Regions from separate parts of the Homo sapiens genome. Here regions 1 and 2 are each linked to region 3. The links are chromatin contacts, found by Hi-C in ENCODE. All regions are on one chromosome and are shown on one strand. Each heading gives the region's core, a stretch centred on a gene start or an enhancer-like site at or near the end of the contact. The rest is flanking DNA. Distances are from core to core; before and after follow the strand shown. Region 1 overlaps LRRFIP1 (LRR binding FLII interacting protein 1). Region 2 holds the start of RAB17 (RAB17, member RAS oncogene family). Region 3 holds the start of UBE2F-SCLY (UBE2F-SCLY readthrough (NMD candidate)).

Region 1 (4,137 bases), core at 689-3,188, 300 kb after region 3:
GACACGGGGAGCAGGGGTGATGAGCTGCCCACTGCAGGGTGAGAGCTCCTGAGCCACTCCTTGCTGCCCCGGCTTCCGTCCCCTTACCTGTCTTCCTTGTCCCTGTGACCCCAGCTCATCCTACCACAGTTCCCTTTAGTTGCTGGAAGACAAAAGGCTCACATGACATGAAATGTATTGTTACAATAGGTTTATCTCTGATTTAAACGTCTCCAACTTTAAAGTACCCAACCTATAAGCCAGTAAGAGAGCATCTATTCTGTGCCTTCCTGGGTTTCTGATGTGTGACAAGCAAATTAGCATTTGTGGGATCACGGATGTGCTCCGATTTGTTTTCTTAAGTGGAGTTGAAGTGTTTCAGAGCCTTAGCTGGTTTGAAGGCCTCTGGCTCTCAGATCTGTATGGCTGTGGCAGCTTATAACCACTATGGACACTTGTAGGATATGTGTGTAGTGCAGGTTATCACACGAGGGACACAAGTCCATGGGTCACTGCTTGGAAAGGGAACTTCTGGGATCATCAACGGTAATGGTCATTCGAAGCTGAAGGGGTTCCCTTGTTCAAAATCTCTGGACTCTTCATATGCAACAGGCCAGTTCTCCCCAGGGAGAACATAGCGCTCTTCAGATGAAATGCGAGGGATGGAATGGAACTTTCAAAGTAGGGGCTTGGGCTGCCCCACACAGCTGTTAGTGCCAGCAGCCTCTGTCATCTTCACGACCTCCGTGGGACTCCCAGGGAAAATATTTCTAAGTGAGGAGGAGGAGAGGGAGGAGGAGACCCTGCCGCTGAGGATGTTCCAGACGTTCGGAAAATGCCTGGCACGCTTCCATGTGCTTGCTTCTCGTAACGGCCCCACGGGGAGGAACAATCATGCTTTCTAGCTTAGACGCAGAAACTGAGGCAGGCAGGGGACGCAGCCTGCAGAGGTCCCATAGTCCTGAGCCACACAGCCAGAGCTGGGCCCAGGCAGGCAGGACCTGCCATCTGGGAGCGCTGTGACAGACATTCCTTAGACTGCCACCGAGTGCTGGCCCTGCAGGCGCTGTGTTGGGCACTTTCTATGTCTTAGTGCAGGTAAGTCTCAACAGCCTTGCAAAGTCTGTATTATCATCTGCACAGCACCAATGTGGAAACTGAGGCTCGGTGAGGCACGTACTGTAGTTGACACAGCTTCAATTCAGCTCAGCAGACCTCTGGCTCAGCATGATGGGCTGTCGGTGTTGCTGGCTCTGTCCTACCCCACCCCTGGCTTTCACAGAACAAATAAACATTTTCCCCTCCATCTTAAAATCACAGCCAGGAAGGGGCCTCCTAGTACATCTGGCCTAGGGCCGCTGCTCCCCAGCAGACCAATGTCATTATCTCAGGCTTGACCAGTGACCTGCCCAAGGCCACACAGCCAAGGGACACACCGAGGTGTCGGGGCACTGACGTCCCGGTGCAGGACGACCTCCTGTTGATCGACACTGCTTTCTGCCCTGCCAGCTGTGTTCTCATGACAGCAGATAGCTTTATTTGGGACATTTCAGACGTTTTCCTCTCTGCAAAATATCCAGTTGACAAATCATCATGAGAATATGCATTACGTTTTCCTTTCTAAAATTAGAACTATCTCCCACCATTTGTCAAATGCCCAAGAACACAGGAAAACTGACTCTTCCCAGCTGGTTTTCATTAGATGATATGGTGTCTAATATTCAAATCTGTCCAAAGACGGCCCCAATCTTTTGCCAGAAGTTGACTCAAGCTGATTCTCCCAAAAGCAACGTGCGAGGCTCTATGCCACGTGCACACATCCCACATTTGGGCGGAAATGGAGACCGGTCAGGCTTCTGCTACTCAGCCACTGTTTCCTAGGAATGAGCTCATGGAACAGCCGGTCCATGTTTAATGACACCGTTATTTTTACAGGGAGGAGTGTGGTTAAGCATTTACCCGGGGTGGAGGCATCACTGTGGTTCTGCTGAACTCCAGCTTTTAGCACTCACTCCTCTGCTCAACAAACCGTGACGGCCTCAACATCATACAAGAGAAAGCCCGGCAGGAAACTCCGTTTAGGGTTATCAAGCACCTGGTCAGGCATATTTCTTTAAAGACATGAGGAAGATATTCAGTTCCTAATCTAAACTGAAAAAAAATATTTGCAACAACTATGAAAAAGGTTAATAAGCAATCCACAAATCAGCAAGAAAATATCAACACTCACTCTAAGACACGTTTTGACGATTTGAAAAAGAACTTGAGATACCTAAGAATCAGTTAGCTGCCAGTTTTTAGCTGTCAAATTTACAAAGCTGAGATAATCACAGTACTTAATCCTGTGATGAACAAGACACTCTCAGACAACACAAATGCAAGTGTAAACTGATACACCCTTTCAGGAAAGCAAAGCTCCAGGTCCTTAACCGTGTTTGTAGGTTTGGGGTTTAAATTGCACTTCTAATATTCTAATTTAAGGAAATAATTTGAAGTAGAAAAACCTCACTCTTAAAGATGTTCACTGCAATGCTATTCACCGCAGTAAACAAACACAAAAGCCTCAGTGTCCAGCAATACGGAAGTGAGGACGTGATGGTGCATCCTCAAAGCCATATTTTGTGGCCATTAAAACATTTTTACAGAGCATTTGATACAAGAGTTACGCTTATTTCTTTCCTTAAAAAAAGGAGATTTTAAAAATGCGCTATTTAGAGACACATAATTGAGACTATGTTAAAAAAAAGTCACAGATAAAAGAATGGAGAAAAATAAACAAAATGTTAACAGGTATTGTGCTTGGTCAAGTATGAGGCATAATTTTTATTTTCTACTATTGCCTGAATTTTCCTTATTATTTTTCTATAATAAACATGTATTACGTTTAATATAATAAATATTTTCTTTCAGCAACAATTACCCTTGTTGCTGATTTCTTCATTTATTCAACAGAAAGACTTCTTGTAAGCTAAACCTCAGGAAAAATGCTGTGAGGATAATAAGCAGCTAGTGTGAATGTTCCTACCCCAGCCGAGGAAGTCAGGGAGGGCTTCCTGGAGGAGGGGGAACTGAGGCTGGAAGGATGGAAAATGATGGGAAACGCTCTTCAGTAGCTCGGTACAACTGGAGTGTAAGACCCCCATGGGAGAGAGGCAGGAAGGAGGGGGCTAAGAGGCCCCTGGTGCCATCATATGGCTTTAAAATGTATCCCGGAAGCTATGGGAGTCATTAAGGATGGTAAGGCGGGGAACCATAGCATGAGGGTTGTGTTTTCTTTCTCCTTTTGTGAAGATGGTAAGGCAGACTTTATTTCAGGGGGCCATGATGACAGGCACAGGGACAGCTGTGACGGGGCCTTGTCCTGGGGAGAGAGGCTGCTGTTTTCAATCCCAAGGCTGGCATGTCCTAGGATCACTAGGACACCAAGATGAAGATGCAGGTGTGGTGGGGCCAATCTTGGAAGCAGATGGACTGGGAGGCTGCCGAGGTCACTATGTGAGGGGAGGGGCCTCAGCCAGCTTCACGATTTCACCGAGGAGGGGAGGGGAACAAGCTCGGGGGAGCCCCGGCTCAGGCAGCTCTGAGGTGGGGGGATGAGAAATGCAGGAGGAGCAGCTGCTGGCAGGGTGATGAAGAGTGTTGGGGAAAGGGGGGTGTCAAGTTGTCAGGTGGAGTTCAAAAGAAGGGTCTGGGCAGGACATGAGGGCATCCAGGGGTTGTAAAGCCAAATGTGGCTGCAGCTGCTAAAGGGTGTACTGTAAATTGGCATAGGAGAAAGGCGCAAACCTCATGAAAACAAGCAGAGAAGCCCAGGAACCCGGGAGAGGCTGACGGAGCCTGAGTGAATGGTGTTAGGGAAGCTACAGGGCTCGGGGGCTGGGCCAGTCCTGTGCCGGGAACACAACTGCCACTCCACCCTGGTTAGGCCATTTCACGTCAGGATCCCAAATGAATACTATGAAAGCCACACACAGGGAACGGTCAATGAATGAACAAACGTGTGCTCCATGCTTTGACACTGTTGGTGGGAGTGTAAATTAGTTCAACCATTGTGGAAGACAGTGTGGGGATTCCTCAGGGATCTAGAACCAGAAATACCGTTTGACCCACCAATCCCATTACTGGGTATATACCCAAAGGATTATAAATCATTCTACT
Region 2 (2,700 bases), core at 1-2,500, 380 kb after region 3:
TCGAGCCACCGCGCTGGCCTCTTTTTGCATTCTTGCTATAAAATTGGTATTTGTATCTTCCTCCCATTCTGCGCTCCCCCAACCCTGCAGGAAGGTGGATTCTTCAAGGGAACTGGAGAGAAGAGAAGCACATTCATGTATTTCCACATTCAGCCTCCATCTCACGAGTTACACCATTCCCAGCACGTCACCACCCCCAGACCTTTGGTTACCAGCCTGGGGGCAGAGGATAAGGACGTCATTCAAAAATAGAGAGATTCTCAAGCCTCCAGAGTGCGGGGGCCCAGCCGAGCATGCTGGCGGCTTCCAGGGAGGTGGCCACGCCCCAGGGGAAGTGGTTGCATGGAGGAAGAATCTCAGAGGAGGCTTGGACGTGGTAGAGCAACGCTAGTCCTGTGTTAGGACTGGCTAGTCCGTCCTGCAGGGATGAGGGGCAGAGCCTCAGCAGAAGTCCAGGCCAGTGTCCCCCCTCCAGCATAAGAGCCCCCCACTCCCACAGGGCGGAGGAACCACTGTGGTGGCGGAGCTTATTTCCCAGCAGCCCCGCGGGATGAGACCCAAACGAGAAGTTAGGGTGAGTTTGGAGGACATAAAGTGAGCTGGCTTCCCGTATACTGGCTGTGTGGAGTAATGTTCACGGCAACAGATTTCCATCTCCTCAGCCTCAGGCCCAACCCTGCTACCCCAGCCATACTCAGAGGCTCTGGAAATCTTACCTGGAGGAGACTCTTCTGTTACCACCAAGCCAGGAAGTTTCATGGCTTGGGAAGACCAAGAGGAAGTCCACCTCCCCCTCTCCTGCACCTGGAGTCTCCCATGTGCACGGAGGCCACGCCCCCACCCCGCCCTCAGGTGGCATCAGCCCAGGATCTGACCCTGGACTGGCTCACACTCAGTTGCCTCTGGCCAGTGCAGGGCTCAGCCAGGGATGGCTTCTAGCTGACAGTGGGAGGAATTAATTCATCTGACCGGAATATTCTTTTCTCTTCTGGGCTGTTGGTTTTTCAAGTGCAACAAAGATTCCATACAGCTCCAAGGAAGGAGCCAAGAAAAACATTCTGTGCCAAAGTGAGATCCTGGAAGTGAAACCCCGGAATAAAGCTGAAAAACGGGCTCCAGTTGGGTGCCAGGAAATGCAGGACTGGAATGTGACTTGACTTCCGGCAGCGCGCAGGTGCTCCCGGGTCACCTGCTTTGAGGTCCAGCCTCCTGCCCTGCCTCAGGTGACCACATGACCACTGTGGACTTTGCCCTGAAACCTTCTGGGAGGAGAAGAGGCCTGACCTTGGCGCTGGGGTCCAGTGGGCATTGCTCTGGTCCGAGGCTGCTGCTCTTGACCTCTGCTCTGCGGCTGTTTTCCATTGGAGTAGAGGCTCCTCCTGTCCTGTCCTGCCTGTGGAGGGAAGCAAACCTTCCCCTGGACCAGAGAGAGGAGAAAGCGGAGACAGGTAGCAACGCTGTGGACTGGTGATGACAGGCTCTTCAGCTCCCTGCAAGTGACCGGGCCTGGGGAACAGGTGAGTCATTGTTTAAACCTCTGTGCCCTTTGTGGAGTGTCTGCCTGTGTGTGTGTGTGTCTCTGCTTCTCTGTGTGTGAGTCTCTGTGTGTCTGTGTGTGTGCTCACGTGTTTGTACCCATGTCTGTATTTGTTTGTGTCTGTGCATGTGCCCATGTGTGTATAATCAAAGGACAAAGCTGGGGCGGAGACTTCCTAGTTCAGATTTCTGATGGCTCACTAAGTCGGATTCCCAGAAGGAGATTCTTATTTGCATTTTTCTTCGGGAAAGTTCCGGTTTTAAGGTCTTGAAAAAAAAAAACACAAAAAACTTCTGGTAATGAGAAGAACTCTTAAAGAAATCCATTTCAAATGACATCAACATTCCCAATTTAATACCCAGTGATATCTAGGAAGCTTGTCAGGTTTTCTTGTAAACTCCTTTTTACAATCTACATTGTGTTTTCTGTATCAGATGGCTGTATTCTGAATGCAATGTACAGGTGTACCTCTCGTAATCTCAATATTCTTCACAGGCCCCAGGCAAGGGTGACACAGGATCACAGTTGCCGATAGACTCATCAATCAGACCCTTCCCTGGAATGGCCCCTTCCCCGCAAAAAAGACTAATGTGGGATTTGCTCTCCGTTTTTTTTCCCTTTAGTGGAAGGGAGGTGCAAGAGATTAAAAAGCCCCAAGTTAAGATTACTAGAGAAGCGCCAGTCTTGAATATGGTGTTCCTGAAAACATCTTTGTCTTCAACAACCTAATAACATCTTTCACTACTAATAACCCCATCTTGATTAAATTCTGGAGGTGGGGGTCAGGTGCCACACTTTTAATTTTCTCTTTGGACAGAAGGCTCCAACCTCTCATTATTGAAAGCTTACAACACTCAATCACACAAAAAGTTATATAAGAAAATGTTTACTGCAGTCTTATTACAGAGAAAAAATTAAAACTAAGTAAAAATCCAGTATTAGGAAAATGGTTCAGCAAGTTGAGATAGTTGTAGAAATGTTATATGTCCATTAAACATGATTTTGAAGCAATGTGTGAGACTGCCTTTGGTATTAAGTATTTCTTACCCATCGGATAATAATTTTATGTTAAAACTATGGGTTTTGGTTTGTTTTTAGGAGTCATAGAAAAAAACTAGAAGTAGGCAAAAATACCATTTGTGGTTGTATTACGGGGGTGGAGT
Region 3 (4,395 bases), core at 511-3,010:
CTTTCAGACAGCCCGGAGAAGAGCATCTGGTGTGCAACTTACTAGTGCCATCAAGTGATATTTACTCAGCATCCCTGCAAGCAATGGCAAAACCAGGCCATGTCACTTGTGCAGGGACACCAGGGGCCAGTCAGCTCAAGGTGAGGGGGCTACTTATTTACAATTCCTTCCGAATGGAGACGTCTCAATCCAAGCATAAAGGATGGGACTGCGGGTCACTAGGGGACACTCAACTTCCCCAGCCAAAGGGGCCCCGATCAGGGCACAACAAAGTCCACATCCCACTCTTCTACAGAATGCCAGTGCCCAGGAACCTCCTGCTCGGCACAGGAGTACGCTGGTTGACCGACCATCTTTGGAGCCCAGCCCCTTTTACGTTCAGCAGTAAACCTGCCCCTTCCTGCACTGCCTACTACCTGAAAGGCAGGTATGTCCAGGTGGGGGGTCCTCAAGCCCCACAGCACTAAGCTTGGTGTGATTCTGTCTCTCAATCTCTCTCTCTCTCCCACCTCTATGCTCCCCCTTGCCTTCATCTCACTCCTCAGCCAGGATTCCTCTGCACCAGGCAGGCCAGTTTCCTCTTTGTTCCTTCACAACACCCTGTTCATTTCCAGAAGCTTCTATTCAGTCTGATACCCAGGTCTAGAATGCCCTCCTTCCCTTCACAAACGAATCCTACCCCTTCCTTAAGGGGAAGATTCCTACCTACATCCCAACATCTCCTCCTCCAAGAAGCTTTCTCTGGCTATTCCAACCCATCCTGCCCCCACTTCCAGGCGGTCGGGAATGCAGAGTGGGGGGACCCAATTCTCTCCTGTGACAGATGAGGAAACTGAGCCCAGGGAGGGGAAGGCCACACCCAAGATGACACACCAGCAGAACTAGGTCTGGAACCAAGACTCTGCTGCACTAATTGTTCCAAGATGCCCTTCCTTCCTCGTCTCCTTTGCTGTGGTAAAAATTTTCCAAACTAGCCTGGCCGCCCCCAGTTGTAGGTAAGCGTCCATACTTACTCTTCCCGCTGCAGGTACGAGGACCGGGCGCGAGTTGTCACTCCCCTCACCTCCCCCGCTCCTCACGGCCTAGCGCGACTCCTGCCCCGATCGGGAGTCCAGTCCCGGTTTCTGCGGCCACGTCGGGCCGGTGACCTTGGCCAGGCGCTGGACGCCCCGCTTCCTCCGTACAAGGCAGGCAGCCGATCCCGCGAGTGGGGCGTGAGCGCGGCCAGGTCTGTGCCACGCTCGGCCCAGGGCCTGGTTCACACCAGGTGCTCGGCGCGGGCCGTCCCCCGCCGCCGCCGCCGCGGTCACTCACTGCCGGGCGAGGCCAGCGCCCCGGCCGCCGACGCCGCCTCCGACCCCCGGCTCGCGGCCCGCGGCCCGCGGCCCCTTCCCATTCACGCCGCTCGGCCTCGCGTCCGGGTGCCCGCGCCCGCCAGGCCCCCGGCGTGAGGAACCCGGCGGGCCCGAGGCGGCCCCGCCACCGCCCGCGCCCTCCGCCCGGCCCGCAGGCCAGCCCGTGCACCGGCGGCCGCACCTCGCCCCGCCGCAGAGCCGCACGGTCGCTCCTCACCTGGGCTCCCCGAGACAGGCGAGGCGGGCCCGGCGCCCAACACCATGCCCGGTCCGGGCGGCTGCTGCGAGACGCGGCCCCTCACAGCCGCACCGGCTCCCGGCGGCGGGACCGGAAGTGGCGGGGCGGGGACTCGGCCGCTCTCGCCCGCGGCAGCCGAGACAGCAGCGGGCGCTTTAAAAAAAAAATTCAAAGTCGCGAAAAACTTTATTTGGAACCAGACACGCGAACAGCGGCGTGCGCCGATCGGGACTGGGCTGGGCGACGGGCCTCTCGGACCTCGCTCATTGGCAGAGGGCGCGGCCAGGGGGCGGGCACGGATTTCGCAACCGCCGCTGATTGGCGAGTAGCGTTAGGGGCGGGGATTCCGAGTTGGCTCTGGAGCCCGAGCGCCGGAGGGCTGGGGGTTTTGCACCTGGTTCCAACACGGGTTCACTTCGTGGTCTGCAGGGTTTAGGGGCACGGAGGAGCCCGGGCTATCCTTCCCTGAAGGAGCGGCCTCCGTGGCTGGAGCTCCCGCTGTCCAGCGCCGCACCTGGAGTGCAAAGGACTGGACAGGCCCCCGCAGCCTGCAGTGCAGGCGGTGAGGGAGACCGGGCGGTCAGACACGCAAGCCACGACCAACCCCAAACCGTGTGCTGCGCCCACAGGCCCCACTGTTCTTGTCATGTCCCTTTTATTCCTTCTTTTCTCTCTTAAATGTGTTTAAAGTACCTTAAAAATCCATTTCAACTTGTCCTCTTTTGGGCGCCCAGATTCATCCCGCGCCCATTAGCGTCCTGTGTGATTGACGAGGGGCCGTCCTGGGCGTCAGGCAGGCCCCTGGAGGAGTGGGCCATTAGAAAGATGAGGTTCAGCATGGAAACGGTCAGAAAGAGACAAGGAGTTAGACTTTCATTTCGAAAAACCCCACTGAGAGGTTTCTAACAGTGGAGTGACTATCAGGTTTTCTTCCTAAAGGAGGCTGGCGGGCCCGGTGGCTCACGCCTGTAATCCTAGCACTTTGGGAGGCCAAAGTGGGAGGATCCCATGAGCCCAAGAGTTTAAGACCAGCCTCCTGATGGTGGCAAGACCCCATCGCTACAAAAAAAGAAAAAAAAAATTAGCCGCGTGGTGGCGCGCGCCTGTAGTCCCAGCTACTCAGGAGGCTGGGATGGGAGGATCACCTGAGCCCAGGAGGTTGAGGCTGCAGTGAGCCGTGATCGCACCACTGCACTCCAGCTTGGGTGACAGGGCAGACCCTGTCCCCATAATAATAATAAAGGCTTTGGCTCTAAGTGAGTCGGTGGGAATGGAGTCAGGAAAACTGGTCAAGAACACAACTCAGCCGGGCGCAGTGGCTCAGGCCTGTAATCCCAGCACTTTGGGAGGCCGAGGCAGACAGATCACCTGAGGTCAGGAGTTCAAGACCAGCCTGGCCAACATGGCAAAACCCCATCTCTACTAAAAATACAAAAAAGCCGGGCGTGGTGGTGCGCCCTTGTAATCCCAGCTATTTGGAACGCTGAGGCAGGAGAATTGCTTGAACCCAGGAGGCGGAGGTTGCAGTGAGCTGACACTGCACTCCAGTCTGGGTGACACAGCAAGACTGTTTCCAGAAAAAAAAGAAAAAAGAAAGAACACAACTTGTGTTATTTCTTGTGTTTGGGACCATGTCTCTCCCTTTTTTGCCCGGCTAACTCTCAAGTTTTCCTAAGCTAAGACACCAACTTCTGATAGGCCTCAAAGCCTGGGGGTGGGGTGGGGCAGTGCAGGTGCCCTCTGTGTCTTCCTTGGAGCCCTGCACTTCCCTCTTCCTTATTGTCATGGCCTGTTTCCCTGACTAAGCTCAGCTCCTCAGCCCTCCTCTTCCTTCTTCCTCCAGCGTCACCTCCTGCCACCCCCTTTCCCATCCTGGAACATGCAGGTGATTAAAACACATCTGCTGGATAGAGATTGCATGCGCTGGCGGCATGAGTCCTGGTGAGAGGAGATAAGGGCTTGAAGATTGCAGTGTGTGAAGGTGCAGCCGGAATGGCGTGAGCACTTGTCTTACTCATAAGCGTCACTGTCTGCAGAATGGATTGCACCACACATTGGCCCACGTAGGCCCAAATTCCACCGCTGTGGATGAATGAAGTCATTTCTAGCTCCATTTCATGAGGCTGCCTAATTCTTTCACTAAGACTTATTTAGGACTTCCTAGTTTATTAACTCAATTAATCCAAACAATAACCCCATGAAACAGGTATTATCCCCATTTTATAGATGAGGAAACTGACACAGAAGTTAAGTAGTCTGTTGGCAAAAAAGGTCAAACTGTAAAATATTTGAAGAGATTTTATTCAGAGCCAAATATGAGTGACGAAGGCCTGAGTCACAGCCTCAAGAGGTCCTGAGAACATGTGCCAAGGTGGTTGGATTACAGCTCGATTTTTATAAATTTTAGGGGTGTCAGAGGCGTTTGAACCAGAGCAACTCCATCTTGAGGCTAAGACCTACTGGGCTACATTCCCAGGAGGTTAGGCATTCTAAGTCACAGGATGACATAGAAGGTTGGCACAGGTACAGGTCACAAAGAGCTTGCCGTTAAAAGGATGCCATTAAGAAGCCGGCCAAAACCAAGATAGCGACGAAAGTGTTCTCTGTTCATCCTCACTGTTCATTACGCACTAGTTATAATGTATCTGTTGCTAAAAGACACTCTCACCAGTGCCATGACAGTTTACAAATGTCATGGCAAAGACAGCAAGTTATCCTATGTGATCTAAAAATGGGAGGACCCCTCAGTTCCAGGAATTGCCCAGCCTTTTCCTGGAAAACTCACGAATAATCAACCCCTTG

What was found. Hi-C counts contacts between places; a loop is a spot of excess contacts on that map. Pooled maps may share reads with other maps.
Region 1: a map of CD4-positive, alpha-beta memory T cell shows a loop between it and region 3 (5-fold over the local background). The contact joins the enhancer-like site here to the promoter of UBE2F-SCLY in region 3. A Hi-C loop is called at or near these places in 4 of 168 maps with a recorded cell type or tissue (B cell, CD4-positive, alpha-beta memory T cell, CD8-positive, alpha-beta T cell and 1 more), 6 of 37 single-sample maps with no recorded cell type and 14 of 50 pooled maps.
Region 2: a loop to region 3 is called in a map with no recorded cell type, with 2.2 times the contacts of the local background. The contact joins the promoter of RAB17 here to the promoter of UBE2F-SCLY in region 3. A Hi-C loop is called at or near these places in 1 of 37 single-sample maps with no recorded cell type and 9 of 50 pooled maps.

Annotation. Positions count from the first base shown.
Region 1 is chr2:237,667,537-237,671,673 of GRCh38, reverse strand. The region is part of intron 1 of LRRFIP1 (LRR binding FLII interacting protein 1); the gene reads right to left. Among named protein-coding and RNA genes, the nearest start is that of LRRFIP1, 42 kb to the right of the region's middle. Within about 2 kb of position 1,938, at least 19 of the 41 ENCODE cell types and tissues checked have a DNase peak (open chromatin) inside an H3K27ac peak, as active enhancers do.
Region 2 is chr2:237,589,284-237,591,983 of GRCh38, reverse strand. It overlaps RAB17 (RAB17, member RAS oncogene family), which reads left to right and starts at 1,250. Exons shown (of 6, transcript NM_022449.4): 1 at 1,250-1,517. RAB17-DT (RAB17 divergent transcript) reads right to left here and starts at 824. Exons shown (of 3, transcript NR_187201.1): 1 at 717-824; 2 at 1-112.
Region 3 is chr2:237,964,310-237,968,704 of GRCh38, reverse strand. It overlaps UBE2F-SCLY (UBE2F-SCLY readthrough (NMD candidate)), which reads right to left and starts at 1,760. Exons shown (of 19, transcript NR_037904.1): 1 at 1,573-1,760. It overlaps UBE2F (ubiquitin conjugating enzyme E2 F (putative)), which reads right to left and starts at 1,691. Exons shown (of 10, transcript NM_080678.3): 1 at 1,573-1,691. RefSeq lists a silencer at 1,468-1,647 and cis regulatory regions at 3,164-3,827, 4,154-4,395.